Regions from separate parts of the Homo sapiens genome. Here region 2 is linked to region 1. Evidence: chromatin contacts called from ENCODE Hi-C or POLR2A ChIA-PET data. All regions are on one chromosome and are shown on one strand. Each heading gives the region's core, a stretch centred on a gene start or an enhancer-like site at or near the end of the contact. The rest is flanking DNA. Distances are from core to core; before and after follow the strand shown.

Region 1 (7,167 bases), core at 4,231-6,730:
TTCCATGATTGTGAATATCAGCCTCATTTAAGATCCAAAATTAAAGTTTATATTTTAATATTCCAAATATTAGTTTAAAGTAGGATATCCTATTTGTTCTTCAGGAAAAGGAGGCACAAGGAATTTGTTATATGGAATTTCCCCCAAGGTCATACAATTCATCCGAAGCCAAGTCCAGAATAAAAATAATTTCCTAAACCTTTTCTTCTAAAAAAGAAATGCTTTATTCTATGTCAAAGTAAAGTCAAGAGTTATCTGCAAAATCTGCTAGGGGAAGTAAAAGGGAGATGAACTTGTGCTGATGATGTCAGTCCAAGAGAGAACAACAATCAAAACAAATCAACTTCAAATTCCTCAAATTTCCAACCAGCTGAGCTTTATCAAACTAACCTTGCTGAGTTCTTGTCCAAAAAAAACACGAAAATTAGCCACCATGGTGGCTTGCGCCTGTAGCCCCAGCTACTTGGGAGGCTGAGGGGAGAGGATCATTAGAGCCCAGGAGGTCGAGGCTGCAGTGAGCCATGACTATGCCACTACACTCCAACCTGGGTGACAGAATGAGACCCTATAGAAAAAAAAAGATTCTTGCAACTGTGTGTCTATTCTATATAACGTCTAGAATCCAAGTGTTTTTAACTATACTTATCTTCTAGACAATTAGATAAATGACTCTAAAGCTCTCATAATGTTTGTCTGAAGCATTATTTTATACTGTAAGTGAAAGGCCTCATAAAGGGAATTCACAGTCTTACAACTCAATAGCAGAAAAACAAATAACCTAATTTAAAAATGGGCAAAGGACCTGAACAGACATTTCTCCAAAGAAGACATAAAAATGGCCAACAGATATATGGGAAGGTGATCAACATCACCAGTCATCAGGGAAATGCAAGTTAAAACCACTATGAGATATTGTCTCACTTCTGTTAGAATGGCTATTATCAAAAAGTCAAGGCCAAGTGAGGTGGCTAATGCCTATAATCCCAGCACTTTGGGAGGCTGAGACACGGTGGATCACTTGAGGCCAGGAGTTCAAGGCCAGCCTGTCCTATATGGCAAAATCTCGTCTCTACCAAAAATATAAAAATTAGCCAGCTGTGGTAGCCCATGCCTGTAATCCCAGCTACTCAGGAGGCTGAAGCAGGAGAATTGCTTGAACCTGTGAGGCGGAGGTTGGAGTGAGCCGAGATTGTGCCACTGCACTCCAGCCTGGGTGACAGAGTAAGGCCCTGTCTCAAAAAAAAAAAAAGGGCAAGAGATAAAAAATTCTGGCAAGGGTGTGGAGAAAAGGGAACCTTAGTACACTGATGGTGGAGATATAGATTGGTACAGTCATTATGGAAAACAGTATGGAGATTCCTAAAAAAAATTAGAAATAGAACTATCATATGACCCTGTAATCCCTCTTTTGGATATATACCCAAAGGAGATGAAATCACCACCACATAAATATATTTGCACTCCTACATTCATTGCAGCATCATTCACAATAGCCAAAATATGGAAACAACCTTAGCATCCACTGACTGATGAATGGATAAAGAAAATGTGGTATGTATACATAATGGAATATTATTCAGCCTTAAAAAAGGAGATCCTGCCATTTGTCACAATATGGATGGACCTGGAGGACCTTATGCTAAGTAAAATAAGCCAGACACAGAAAGAAAAATATTGCATGCTCTCACTTATATGTAGAATCTAGGAAAAAAAAAAAAAGGTCAACTATACAGAGATAGAGAATAAAACAGTGGCTACCATGCATGTTGGGTGGGATGGGGTGAAATGGGGTAGGTCAAAGGATAAAAAGTAGCAGATATGCTCACAGCCTGTAATCTCAGCATTTTGGGAGGCCAAGGTGGGAGGACCACTTAAGCCCAGTAGTTCAAGACATAGCGAGACCCAATCTCTACAAAAAATATAAAAATTAGCCATGTGTGGCAGCACACACCTGTAGTCTCAGCTACTCAGGAGGCTAAGGTGGGAGGATTGCTTGAGCACAGAAGTCAAGGCTACAGTGAGCCATATTAACACTACTGCACTGCACCCTGAGCTACAGAGCAAGGCCCTCTCTCAAAAAAAAAAAAAAGTAGCAGATTTAGTGAATGAACAAGTCTAGAAATCTAAAATACAACATGAGGATTATAGGTATTAAAATTGTATTGTATTAGAAATTTTTGTCAAATAAGTAAATTTTAGCTATTGTCACCAAAAAAGTAACTATGTGAAGTAATAGATACATTAATCTGCTTCACTATAGTAACTGTTTTACTATCTACAGGTATCCCATAACATCATGTGGTAAACCTCAAATACACACAATACTGTTTATTGAAAAAATAAAAATAAAATTTTAAAGAGTTAAAAAGAAAAACATCGAGTTAACAAAAAGTTCTGTTTTCTCAATGACAAATAGAATAAAAGTCTGATGAGTATCTAAGGCAAAAACTCAGTGTAAAATTAAACTCCTTGTAGCAGAATGGTAGACAAGAAACGAAATTCTTAAAGGAATTTTTTCAGTGCAAATGGTAGAACTAGAAAGGGAAGAACTCTGTATGTGGAGTTGAGATTTCCTCTGCAGCTGGGTATGTGGCACAGCCAGCTTTCTAAGAAGTGTGTCCCTATTCAGAAATTCTACAATCACAGCTAGTAATGGCCAATTCACCTTAAAAGTTGGCAGTAAAGAAAAAATGTGCAATTAGATAATGGGTAACAAAAAAAAATCCAATATGGGCCAAGTGTGGCGGCTCACACCTGTAATCCCAGCACTTTGGGAGGCAGAGGCAGGAGGATTGCTGGAGCCCAGGAGTTTGAGACCAGCTTGGGCAACATGGTGAGACCCCGTCTCTACAAAAAATTTTAAAAATTAGCCAGGCATGGTGGCACACGCCTGTGGTCCCAGCTACTCAAGAGGCTGAAGCAGGAGGATTGTTTGAGCCCAGAAGTTCGAGGCTACAGTGAGTTGTGTTCAGGCCACTGCACTCGAGTCTGGGCATCAGAGCAAGACTGTCTCAAACAAACAAAAAAATAAAATGTAAATCTTGTGCCACCTCATGTAGCTGAGCCATGATCCTGGGTGGGGCTCCTAACATCTCTGAGCCTCAGCTTCCTCACTTGTAAATGAAGGGATTGGTAGATGGTCTCTGAGGTCCTTTATAAATGCACAAGCAATACAGCTTGTAGTTTCTCACCCTGAGCCTAAGAGATTTACACTTTTTTTTTTTTTTTTTTTGAGACAGAGTCTCGCTCTGTCACCCAGGCGGGAGTGCAGTGGTGCGATCTCGGCTCACTGCAACCTCCACCACCAGGTTCAAGTGATTCTCCTGCCTCAGCCTCCTGAGTAGCTGGGATTACAGGCACCTGTCACCACGCCCGGCTAATTTTTGTATTTTTAGTACAGACAGGGTTTCACCATGTTGGCCAAGCTGGTCTCAAACTCCTGACCTCAGGTGATCCACCTGCCTCGGCCTCCCAAAGTGTGGGGATTACAGGCGTCAGCCATCATGCCCGGCCGAGATTTACACATTTTAAAAGGTAGGGCAAAGAAGCCGGGCATAATGGCTCATGCCTGTAATCCCAACACTTTGGGAAGCTGAGACGGGTAGATCACTTGAGGTCAGGAATTCAAGACCAGCCTGGCGACCATGGCAAAACCCCGTCTCTAATAAAAATACAAAAATTAGCTAGTCGCAGTGGCACACACCTGTAGCCCCAGCAACTCAGGAGGCTGAGGCAGGAGAATCGCTTGAACCTGGGAGGCAGAGGTTGCAGTGAGCCGAGATCACGTCACTGCACTCCAGCCCAGGCGACAGAGCGAGACTCCGTCTCAAAAAAAAAAAAAAAGAAAAAAAAAAATCAGGTAGGGTAGAGGCCAGCATTAGAAGATGAAAACTGTAAGGAACTAAGGAACTAGAATTTTGACTTGCTTCTTTTACGTGCAAAAAGTATGAATTCTTTCAGAAATGGGGTCCTGGCATATTATAACCAGAGATTAACTGGTCATGTGCAAGAAGGATAAAAATCATTTGCAATCCAATAATCCAATAGAAATAGGAAAACGATGTGAACCATCTGCTCATAGAATTCAAGTAGCTCTTTTTTCATGTGGAAAAGAATAAATTGTACTCACAATTTAAAAGATGAAAACTAGAATGAAATTCTACTTTTAAAGCCTATTTGCTCACCTTGGCAAATATTTTAAAAGTGCGATAAACCTAGTGTGAACAACGAGGGAAATGGGGAGCAGTCACTGATGAGCGTATCAATAGGTACCACCTTTGGTGGTCAATTGGCAAAATCTATAAAATTTTAAATGCAAATATTTTTCAAGGAGACAATTCCACTTCTAGGAATGTATTCTATAGACATGGTTGCACACGTACTCAAAGATATACACACAGATGTTCACTGCAGAATTGTTTGTCATAGCAAAAGACTGGAAACAACCGCCATATCCTTCCATCGTGGCCGATAGAATAATTACGGGGTGCTGGTATAACATACAGAACACCAGGCAGCCATCTAAAAGAATGCCGTACACCCACACATGCTGATGTGAGGTCATCTCCAAGATACATGATAAAGGGGGAGCTGAGGCGGCAGGGCAGATGACCCAGTTTGGGGATGGGGACGCATTTGAAAGGAGATAGCCATATACTTGTGTTCTGGAAGGAATCAAAAGAAAATATTAGCAGTGGCTGCCTGCTCTGAAAGGGGAAGAGGCTTCTGTACTGTTTGAATTTTCTACCATGTGCACTTACTATTTTTTCCATTTTTAGTTAACTAAAAAAAAAAAAGAAAGAAATAGCCATTTAAAGCAAGGTAGAGGGGAGGGAGATTCATGGTACTCTGAGCTCTGCTGTCACAAGGAAAGAGAGTCCACATCCCACCCAAGCACTGAGCAACAATGGAAAGTCAAACGCTGGAGGAGGAAGCAAGGCCAAAAAAATATTTTTTTAATAAAATAAAAAAATTTATGTAGATATAAAGAAAATGATAGCAACGCAACGATAAAGGCATTGGAGTAGCACTTTCCACCAGCATATTGCTAGTCAGAATGAGTGCAGCCCGGCGCGAGGACCACCCGTTTCCGTGACCACGACTGGACCCCTCCCCAGCCCACTATCCTTGGGGTCCGCTCGTTCGTGCCGTCCGAGCCGTCTGTGGGGGCGACCCAGGCCCGGGCGCCTAACTCCCGGCAGCGGGGCGGCAGTTCGCGCTTCCCCAAGGGTGGTGCAGGTCAGCCCCGCAGGCGGGCAAGATCCTAGCCCCGGGACGTGCTGTCGTGTGTGCAAACTTCGCTGCGGTCTGAAAGAGCTGTCGGTCGGTCGGGGCCCCGGAGGCCCCCGGCACGGCTGCAGTTGCGCCCGGGGCTGAACGCGGCGTTGGCTGCAGCGCGCTCCCAAGCCGCCCCGCCCCGGCCCACATTCCTAAGGCCACAGTGCGACCCAGCGGGCCGCGGGGAAACTGCGCCGGACCACGGCCCGCCACCGCCCGAGCCCTCACCTGCAGCCTTCCAGGAAATGTGGCCGCGGGAGCAGCTTCCCTCCTCCTTCCTAAATGGAGAGGGCTGATCTGTTTGCCAAGACAATGTCTAAACCTGACCCTTCCCTCACGCTGTAGAAGAAAATCGAAGTGCTGGAAAGTTCCGGTGGAGGGACTTGGAGGGATAAAATTCAGAATTCCAGACATCTTGTAATTTATGAAGTCAAGGAAGGTCCGTTTCTACCTGAAGAATGACTCTAATGATTTAATAAAATCTATAGACACTAGGCTTATAAGCAGGCTCGACCAAAATGCCACCTGCTTTGTGACGTTGGCCTCTGGCTAAGTGGAAATGTCCCCTGGCTCGCTGGCTTTCGCGGCCATTGTAACAGTCTCTCAGCTCTTACCACGTTCCCTGTGAATTGAATCTGCATGTCATTCCCTTTAGCAGAACCTACAAGCTCCATGAAGCAGAGATCCTATCTTCCTCATCTGTCTTAGGAATAGGCACCAAGACAGAAAGAAACCCTGCAGCAGTTAAGAACAGGAAAGAAAAAAGCAGCAAAGTCACAACAGCAACACTCACTCGCCAATTTTATTTGTCACTTAACAAGTTTATTGGGCTGGGCGCGGTGACTCACATCTAAAATCCCAGCACTTTGGGAGGCTGAGGCCGGTGGATCACCTGAAATCAGGCGTTCGAGAGCAGCCTGGCCAACATAGTGAAACCCTGTCTCTACTAAAAATACAAAAATTAGCCGGGTGTGGTGGTGCGCGCCTGTAATTCCAGCTACTCGCGAGGCTGAGGCACAGGAATCATTTGAACCCGGGAGGCGGAGGTTGCAGTGAGTCAAGATGGCACCACTGCACTCCAGCCTGGGTGACAAAGTAAGAATCTGTCTTAAAAAAAAAAAAAAGTTTATTGAACACCAAATAACCATATATTATGGTGAACCTTGATCCAGTAGACCAGCATTTTTCAATGGATGCCCTCTGCACTTCAGTTTCAGGCCATATTAATACCATATAACTTGAACATCAGGGCACCCTGAACATATGGTGAGCCCACGTGTTGCAAGAGAAAAGTTCCTCAAAAAAAAAAGTTGCGGTTTTAGGAATTCTTTTAGCCAACTTGAAAACATAAATGTTTAGGATATATATGAGTTAAATGTCAGTGTATAGGATTGGATTTATTCATTTGGTTACACATAAAAGCTTAAATCACACATGTGAAATAACACATTGATTTTGAAATAATGCTTTTTTTCTACTCTGACATGTTATGAAGCAATTTTATTTAAACTCTTACCTGAGTTTTTCAATATCTTAGTCAGAAGAAGAGACGTATCTTAGGGCATCTAACACAGTCATTTTTATTTACAAACAATATTTTTTGAACCCATGTGTGAGCTACCACCGGACATTTAATACTAAGCCATAATTTGATAAATTCAGAGTTTTAAAAAATGTATCCTATAGGTATAGATTTGTGATCTCTTCAACATATTCACTAACTGTATTGCTTTTTTGTCATTGCTGATTTACACCAGCACCCAGTCAATAGTCACATGGGGAGGTCAGGCCCTGCATCAATCAGTAAGGGTCTAGCTACAGAGAATAAGGGTCTAGCTCCTGGCTAGTTTGAGCAAGAGATTTGTAACAGGGTGTCATATAACTTCCAGA
Region 2 (7,241 bases), core at 2,019-4,518, 170 kb before region 1:
TCCGAAACCCCTCTGGCTGGGCAGCTGCTGAAAGCATTGGCCTTTTGTTTGTGGTAAACACCAAAAAAAACCCAGCATCTTCTAGAATCTTCTAGACTGTCAGTGTGCAAGAGATGAGGGCGATTAATTTTGTTGGCAGATGCAGAAACAGTCATGAGAGGGGTCTTCTGGAAGAGAAAGTCAGGGCCTGGATAAGCTTCTTGAAATCAGACATGTAGAAGCCCAGTGGAGACACGGATTTGCTTTTCAAATGTTAATGAGTGTTCTTAATCAAATGTGGCTTTCACCGCAAGTTCTGCTCCCACACACTCTGGTTTAAGGCTGAGCTAGACTGGAGTGCACTTGATTAAACTCAGCACAGATCTTATCCAAGGGCAGTCTTCATGTGTTTTTCTTCTCAAGCACCAGGAGGATTGTAAATAAAACATGTTGAGGAAATATAAATTCCCCATCTCCCCTAGTCTCAACAAAACTATAGAGGTACACATCTATTTTCCTTAAAGGATTCAGCAGTTAACTGAAAAATGTATTTATTAGATCTTATAAAAAGGAGGGGGAGGGAGGGGGAGAGAGAGAGAGAGAAAAGGAGGAGGAAAAAGAGGAGAAGGAGCAGGAGGAAGAGCAGGAGGAGGAGGAGGAGGAGGAGGAGGAGGAGGTGGTGGCAGAGGAGGGAGAGGGAGGGAGCTCATGGAGTGGAGCCTAGGCCATTCCTGGGAGGTGCAGTCTGTGAGGGCTCCTTCCCTTAATCAGGTGAAAATGGACTTCAAGCCCTAATGGGAAAAGAAAGGAAGCACCAAGGGGAGGAGAAGGAAGCCGAGGCAGAAGGCAGGGAGCCCTGTGTCCTGGCAGAGGGCCACTCCTTTGCTGGGAGGTCCGTGGCCTCTGCTTCTCCCGAAGGTCACTGATCACTGTTGGCAGCATCCTCCTTTCCTCCCCTTCAGTGGTGCACACAGCTCCCACCAGATAAAAGGTCCAAGGAAGATGACCCTTTTATGAGGCATTGCAGGAATTTGTGATTTACAGGAAGGAGACACTGCTTGTAGGTTTGAGAACACAAACTCCAAAGAGATAGAATCGGCAGAATATATCCTTCTTTTCCTTGAGCTATAGCACTTCTAAGAGGTCTATTAAAATCTAAATTGGAAGATTCTCATAGCTTAGAATCCAAAACACAAACCAAAACAAAACAGCAGTAGAGAACCACAGTAGTTCATTGCCTAACCTAGCTTCCCCCACTCATTCACTCCAACTTTTCCAAGGATTTATTTCCATTACATTTAACTCCTAAGCTCTCATTCTTCATAATATATTTGTCCCGCATTGATTTTTACAAACCCACGTTCATGTTAATGTCAAGAAAAAAAAAATCAGCCAGGCGCACTAGCTCACGCCTGTAATCTCAGCACTCTGGGAGGCAGAGGTGGGTGGATCACGAGGTCAGGAGTTCGAGATCAGCCCGACCAACATGGTAAAACCCCATCTCTACTAAAAATACAAAAATTAGCTGGGCTTGGTGGCGTGTACCTGTAATCCCAGCTACTCAGGAGGCTGAGGCAGGAGAATCGCTTGAACCCAGGAAGCAGAGGTTGCAGTGAGTCGAGATTGCACCACTGCACTCCAGCCTGGGCAACAGAGCGAGACTCTGTCTCAAAAAAAAAAAAAAAAAAAAAGAAAGAAAGAAAGAAAAAAAGAAAAAAAATCCTTACAACCAGTAGGACATCAAAGGCAAGACTAGCTTTACTCCACGGGACAGTAGACATGGCACGAAAGCTGCTGCTGGGTTACAGGCTCAGGGTGTGTCACCAAGGGAGGGGAACAATGAGATTCAGCCGTTACTCACCACCTGAGTCCATTCCGCTTAGAACCCCAGCCAAAAGATAAACAGCAAGAGGGAAAAGAACTCTGTAAATATCCCCATGAGAACAATGAACAAAGTTCATGTATTTTATCTGCCTGTGTAAGCGTAGGCATAAAGCCCCAGCGGAGTCTTATTTTTCTCATTGTTCCAAGAGACAAGTCCTATACCCCCAAGAGAGGGGAACCCAGATCCCCTATTAATGAAGAGGTTGTAAGACAGCGAGGGTCAGTCTGCGTCCTCCAAGAAGTCGAAGCAATCAGATCAGGGAATTTAAAAAAGGAATCTTTTCTTCAAAGTCCTTACAGGGATCTTATCATGTAGTCCATGCAAGTGATTTAGAAAGTCCAAGTCTTATCATGGAACAGACAAAGCCAGTCTCCTGCTTTCCTCCCCTGACCTGTCCCCTTTCAGCTGTTTCTTATATTCTCCTTCAAATTTCTAAATAAAATGCTTGTGCTGCTATTGAGTTATCCAGTAGGGACATCAATAAGCTTCCCATTAGGCTAGGAGACTCTTTCTTACACTTTCCTCCATATTTTGCCTCCCTCTATTCTCTCGATATAGATAAATTATAATTTTTGGTTAAATCTATCCTCTGTGTTTCCATTATTAGATAATTGCTCAATGCTGAGGACAGGAGTGCACTATCATTTTACTTCCTTTGCCTTCTGGTGTGCAGGGTTGCTACTGAGAAATCCTGTGCCCTTCTACTTTCTGTTCCTCTGAACAGAACCTGTTTTATCCGTCTAGGGAAATGTTTACGGTCTTCTCTTCATTCACGGTTTCTGAAATTCCAAAGTGGTATAAGCTGGCATGGATCTTTTCAAATCCACAGGAAATATTCTGGTAATATTTCTTTGCCCATTCTTTCACTTTCATTTTCTTTATTTTGTCTTTCTGGAATTCCTCTTAGGTGAATGTTAGCCCTCCAGGACCAATCCTTTCATTTTCTTATCATGTCTTCCCTGTTGTCCATGTTTTTTTGTTCATTTGTTCATTTTTCTGGGAGTTTGTTGTTGTTGTTGTTGTGTGTGTGTGTGTGTGTGTTTTTTTTTTTAGGGCTTTTAAGACCTTTCTTTCTTGTCCTTTGATGATTTCTGAATTAAAGCATCCTGTTCTGGATTCACGGGTACAGCACCCTCTCTTATCTCCCTACCAATATCAAATAAGTTTTTGTATGTTTATAAAGGTTACTTCTGTTCCCTTTCATTGTTTGTTTCTCCTAAGTATTTTTTCCCATTTGAATGATTTTGATCTCTTTTATGTTGAAGTCTTTCCTCCAGAATCAGGTGGCCCTCGCATGCCCATTCTTATTGAAGACGAAGATCCAAAACTCTGATTCATGGGTTTGCTTTGAGACACGTGGGCAGGCTTGTGAGCTGGTGAATTTCACTGACAGAAACCTAATACTGAGGCAGCCTTTTCAGAGTAGGGCCCCAAATGGACTTTAGTCGGTCTTCTGTCTGCAGCTCAGTTCCCCCATGGCAGACAGAATCCCTGCTCTCTGGCTGGAGAGGATGCCTGCCTGGCTGCGAAAGAGGCAGGGGCTAGCTGGGGTCATCATCTCCATTCAATCATTGTCAGTGCTGACTTTCACTTTCCCCCAGTACCAGCTCCAAACCTCACTCCTGCCCTCCTCTGTGCTAATGTGGCTATGTTCATAGCCTTTTTGGTTCCACATCTCTAGAGAAAAACTTCCAGCCTTATGCAAGCAGGTGGCAGAGGAAGGGGAGGGAGAGGAATTGTGTGGTTGCCCAGTCGGGGAGAACACTTAGGGATCTAATTCCAGACTTCTAAGCAGCCCCCTGCATTCAGTTGCCAAACTCCTTCCTGCCTCCTGCAGCACTTGGTGCCCCAGAACCTCAACCTTTCTGAGGTTCTGCTGGGAGGAAAAGGGGTGGGTATGGCACACTCCTCCTTGGAATGCCCTCTGAAGACTAAACCAATCACCACCCCTCCACCTGCTTTCCATCTGTCTACACCATGGAGCCAATTCAAAATCTGTGTAGCTCCTCTTCCAGGGTATCTGGTTTTGTGCACTGGTACCCTTTTATTCCTCTACTAGAATTTTTAGTTGGTATCTGGTTTTGTGCACTAGTACCTTTTTATTCCTCTACTAGAATTTTTAGTTGGGGTTTTGGAAGGCAGAAGCTTAGGTCTGCCATGTTTAATCATAAGCTTTGTCCCACTATGTAGATTTCACACGTGCTCTCCAGAAATCTGCTTGCCTGTAGTCCATGGAGTCCACTGGATTTTCTGGGCTTATATAGGCGGATGGTTCTAACCTTGGATCTGCCAGGCACCAAATGTGTGGCCTTACGTTAACTGATTCACCTCCCTGGGCCTCATTTCTTCATGTAAAAATTGGGGATAAAGGAGGGCTCCTGTGCATTAAATTTTTTTTTGTAAATTATTAAATTATCATTAACAGAATTAAATTGCCTATTGTGTTAAAGATAATGTTCATGATAATAAGCAAGTGGGGTAGGCACACATTACCCCATTTTTCAAATGAATTCTACAAAAAAGGGGCCTAGTCTCTGTAAGGGGGCAGAAGATACTTGTTCGGTGCCTTGTGATTTAATTCTCCCTTTATTATGTTTCATCCTCCATGCGAAATTCAGATTTTCCATTAAATGGCTGATTCTCCCATTTGAAAAGTTAAATGTGGTGATTTGGGGTGGGGGGAAGTAAAAGAGTTCTATCTGGTTATTTATTTTTAGGAATACAGAAAGAAGGAAAACTAAGGTCCCTAACTGTGAAGAGGAGGTATTCTTGGGCCCTTGCCTTACCTTTATTTTAGATGATCTTTCTTTACTTAGATGATCAACCTCTCAGCATCCAATTTCAAAGGTATTTAAGTTTGTATTTTAAGTCAACAATTATTGGAGGAAGTTAAATGTTTTCCTGTAGTGTTTTGCCTCTTTGTAAACTAAATAAGGTTGTATGCATATTTTACCTGCTGAACATTGACCTCCATGAGGGCCTGGGATTGTCCCCATTTTTCTGTTGGCCACTGAATATAGCATAATGCCCAGCACATCCTACATCATAGCCCTTAGGAGCTACAGGAGATCTTAAAGTATATCTACTCCAGCCCCTTTGTTTTACAGACAATCTAGAAAAGCCCAAACAAGATGAAATTATTTGCCTGAGAACTCTGAGGAAGAGACTAAACCAAAACTTGACGTGGGCCTCTCAGCTCAGAATTAGTGCTTTCCACTATACCAGGCTGCCCAGAGTAGGTGTTTAGTAAGAATCTGGTGTTCTCAACACAGCCTAATCTTTCGTGTTCTCTCCATTATAGCCCAGCTTTTTCTTTTCTTTAAATGCTGATGGATTTAAAAAGCAAAACAAAACAGCAATAAGGCTTAACATAAACCTAATAGCTAATTACATCAAGAGAAAAGAAAGCTGGGACCTTACATAGTAGATGACTTAACTATGTACTCTAATATAATACATAATCAAAACTACTCTCTTTAGTAAACATATTTCCACTAATTTATTCTCCCATGAAGCAAGCCATAGGTGTGCATGTTTTCTACCTTGGATGCTGACTATGTTGTGTACCTTCAGAGTCTTTACTTCTTTAAACCTGACAAAACTGGCCCCAAGTGACCTCTGCTCTCTGATCTTAGTGCTGCCTTCATTAGGGTCACCTGAATGAGTTCAGATGGGCACAACTGACTTAATCAATAACAGGGAGTCATTTATTGTAGGATAGAGGAGTGTATCCTGGAACCTCAGGGCAGGAAGACCAGTCAGATGATCCCAAGGAGCTGAAAACCTAGAACCAGAAAGCCAGCAGGAGCCACGGGAGCTCCCTGCAGCCTCACTCCCGCCCCTCACACCCTCCCTCTTGGTGGGGCCCCGTGGTCTCTATCCCTGCCTGCATGTGCACTCCCTCTTTTTCTCTCGGCAGACCATCTTTCTTCCCTGGCCACCCACATGTCCTCCTCATCACTCGTGGGCTTACATTCCCTCCACTTCAGCAGTAAGTAGTGCCTGAGACTCCTATTTCTCAGCCTGAATTCCAAACTGGCAGGAGAAGGAACCCATTGCCACTGCTTAGACCAATATCCCCTTCTGCTCTAAGTAATCACAACTGTGGGACAGTTGCCCATCCAAACATGGTGGCCAGGCTGCTGACAACTGACCTAAGTCAATTTGGCTATTCACATCTGTCAGGTTCATTTTTGGCAGATAATGGCCATCTTCAATAGCTAGAGGTCTATAAAAGCCACAGTTCCCCTCCCCAATGACCTCACTGTGAGGTGTGTGAAAATGAAGGCAGATTTCATTCAGAATTCTGCCACACATACCAACATTTATGAATAAGCAGGCACAAAAACATATAAGCTCCAGCAGCAGAGTCAGTTCAAATTCCAGTGGCATTAGTGACTGAATCCTCTGCTATCTGTTGGGGCACAGAACACAACTAAGGCCCCTTCCACAACACCGCTGCAAAGGGGGTTAAGCTGGCCATCTCATTCTAATACCACATTAATGCAGGGCGAGAGGTGCCTTTACCTTTACAATATCTGTAGCCAACCCACATTTTGTCCATGAAAATCTCTTATGCTAATTAACAGACCATGTGAAGATTCAAGTGGTGGTCTTCAGCCATGTCTGGAGAGTGGACTCCAAGCAGAGCCCTGCAAATGTATTCACCATGCCCTGGAAGATAGGCTCCTAATTGGGATTTCAAAGATTAACCAACCCGCCCTGTGTTTAGATGAAAGCTCACACACACACACACACACACACCCCTGGATTGTGGTGGTAGGTTGGTTGTAAAACGGCCCTGTCAGATGAATAGGCTTCCTTTAAAGAGTGGTCTTGGAAGCCCCCATCCCTACTGCTTGGATGTCACTAGCCAGCCCTGCTAGCAAAGGCATCTTGGACTACTCAGGGGTCCTGTTAACAAGGAAAGTACAAACTGGTTGGGCAGCCAGCAGCTTCTTTTGTGCTAGCTGGGACTACAGGCGCCTGCCACCACACCCAGCTAATTTTTCTTGTATTTTTAGTAGAGACGGAGTTTCACCGTGTTAGCCAGGATGGTCTCGATCTCCTGACCTCATGATCTGCCTGCCTCAGCCTCCCAAAGTGCTGGGATTACAGGCATCAGCCACTGTGCCTGGTCCCGACTAGCACTTATTCTTGATCCCAAAAGCTTAATTCTGTTTTCCAGACCAGCATGAAAGTCATTTTTTTCTTGTCAAGGATCCTATGGAGCACCGACTGGTTTCTGTGAGGCTGACTGCACCTATCTGGAGACTGTTAGAAGATTATGTAACATCATTGCAGCTTGCTCTGTGCCAGGCGCTGTTTCATGTGTATTGCCCCAGCTAATCCTCACATAAACTCACAGGGCAGGCAC

Evidence for each region. Hi-C counts contacts between places; a loop is a spot of excess contacts on that map. ChIA-PET counts read pairs that join two places held with the same protein, here RNA polymerase II (POLR2A). Pooled maps may share reads with other maps.
Region 2: a loop to region 1 is called in a map of PC-9, with 3 times the contacts of the local background. The contact joins two enhancer-like sites. A Hi-C loop is called at or near these places in 2 of 168 maps with a recorded cell type or tissue (PC-3 and PC-9) and 8 of 50 pooled maps. POLR2A ChIA-PET finds 5 or more read pairs at or near these places in 1 of 52 experiments (WTC11).

What each region holds. Positions count from the first base shown.
Region 1 is chr2:172,170,909-172,178,075 of GRCh38, reverse strand. No RefSeq gene overlaps it. Among named protein-coding and RNA genes, the nearest start is that of DLX2-DT, 71 kb to the right of the region's middle. Within about 2 kb of position 5,480, at least 4 of the 41 ENCODE cell types and tissues checked have a DNase peak (open chromatin) inside an H3K27ac peak, as active enhancers do.
Region 2 is chr2:172,335,883-172,343,123 of GRCh38, reverse strand. The region is part of intron 4 of LOC107985960 (a long non-coding RNA gene); the gene reads right to left. Among named protein-coding and RNA genes, the nearest start is that of ITGA6, 88 kb to the left of the region's middle. Within about 2 kb of position 3,268, at least 4 of the 41 ENCODE cell types and tissues checked have a DNase peak (open chromatin) inside an H3K27ac peak, as active enhancers do.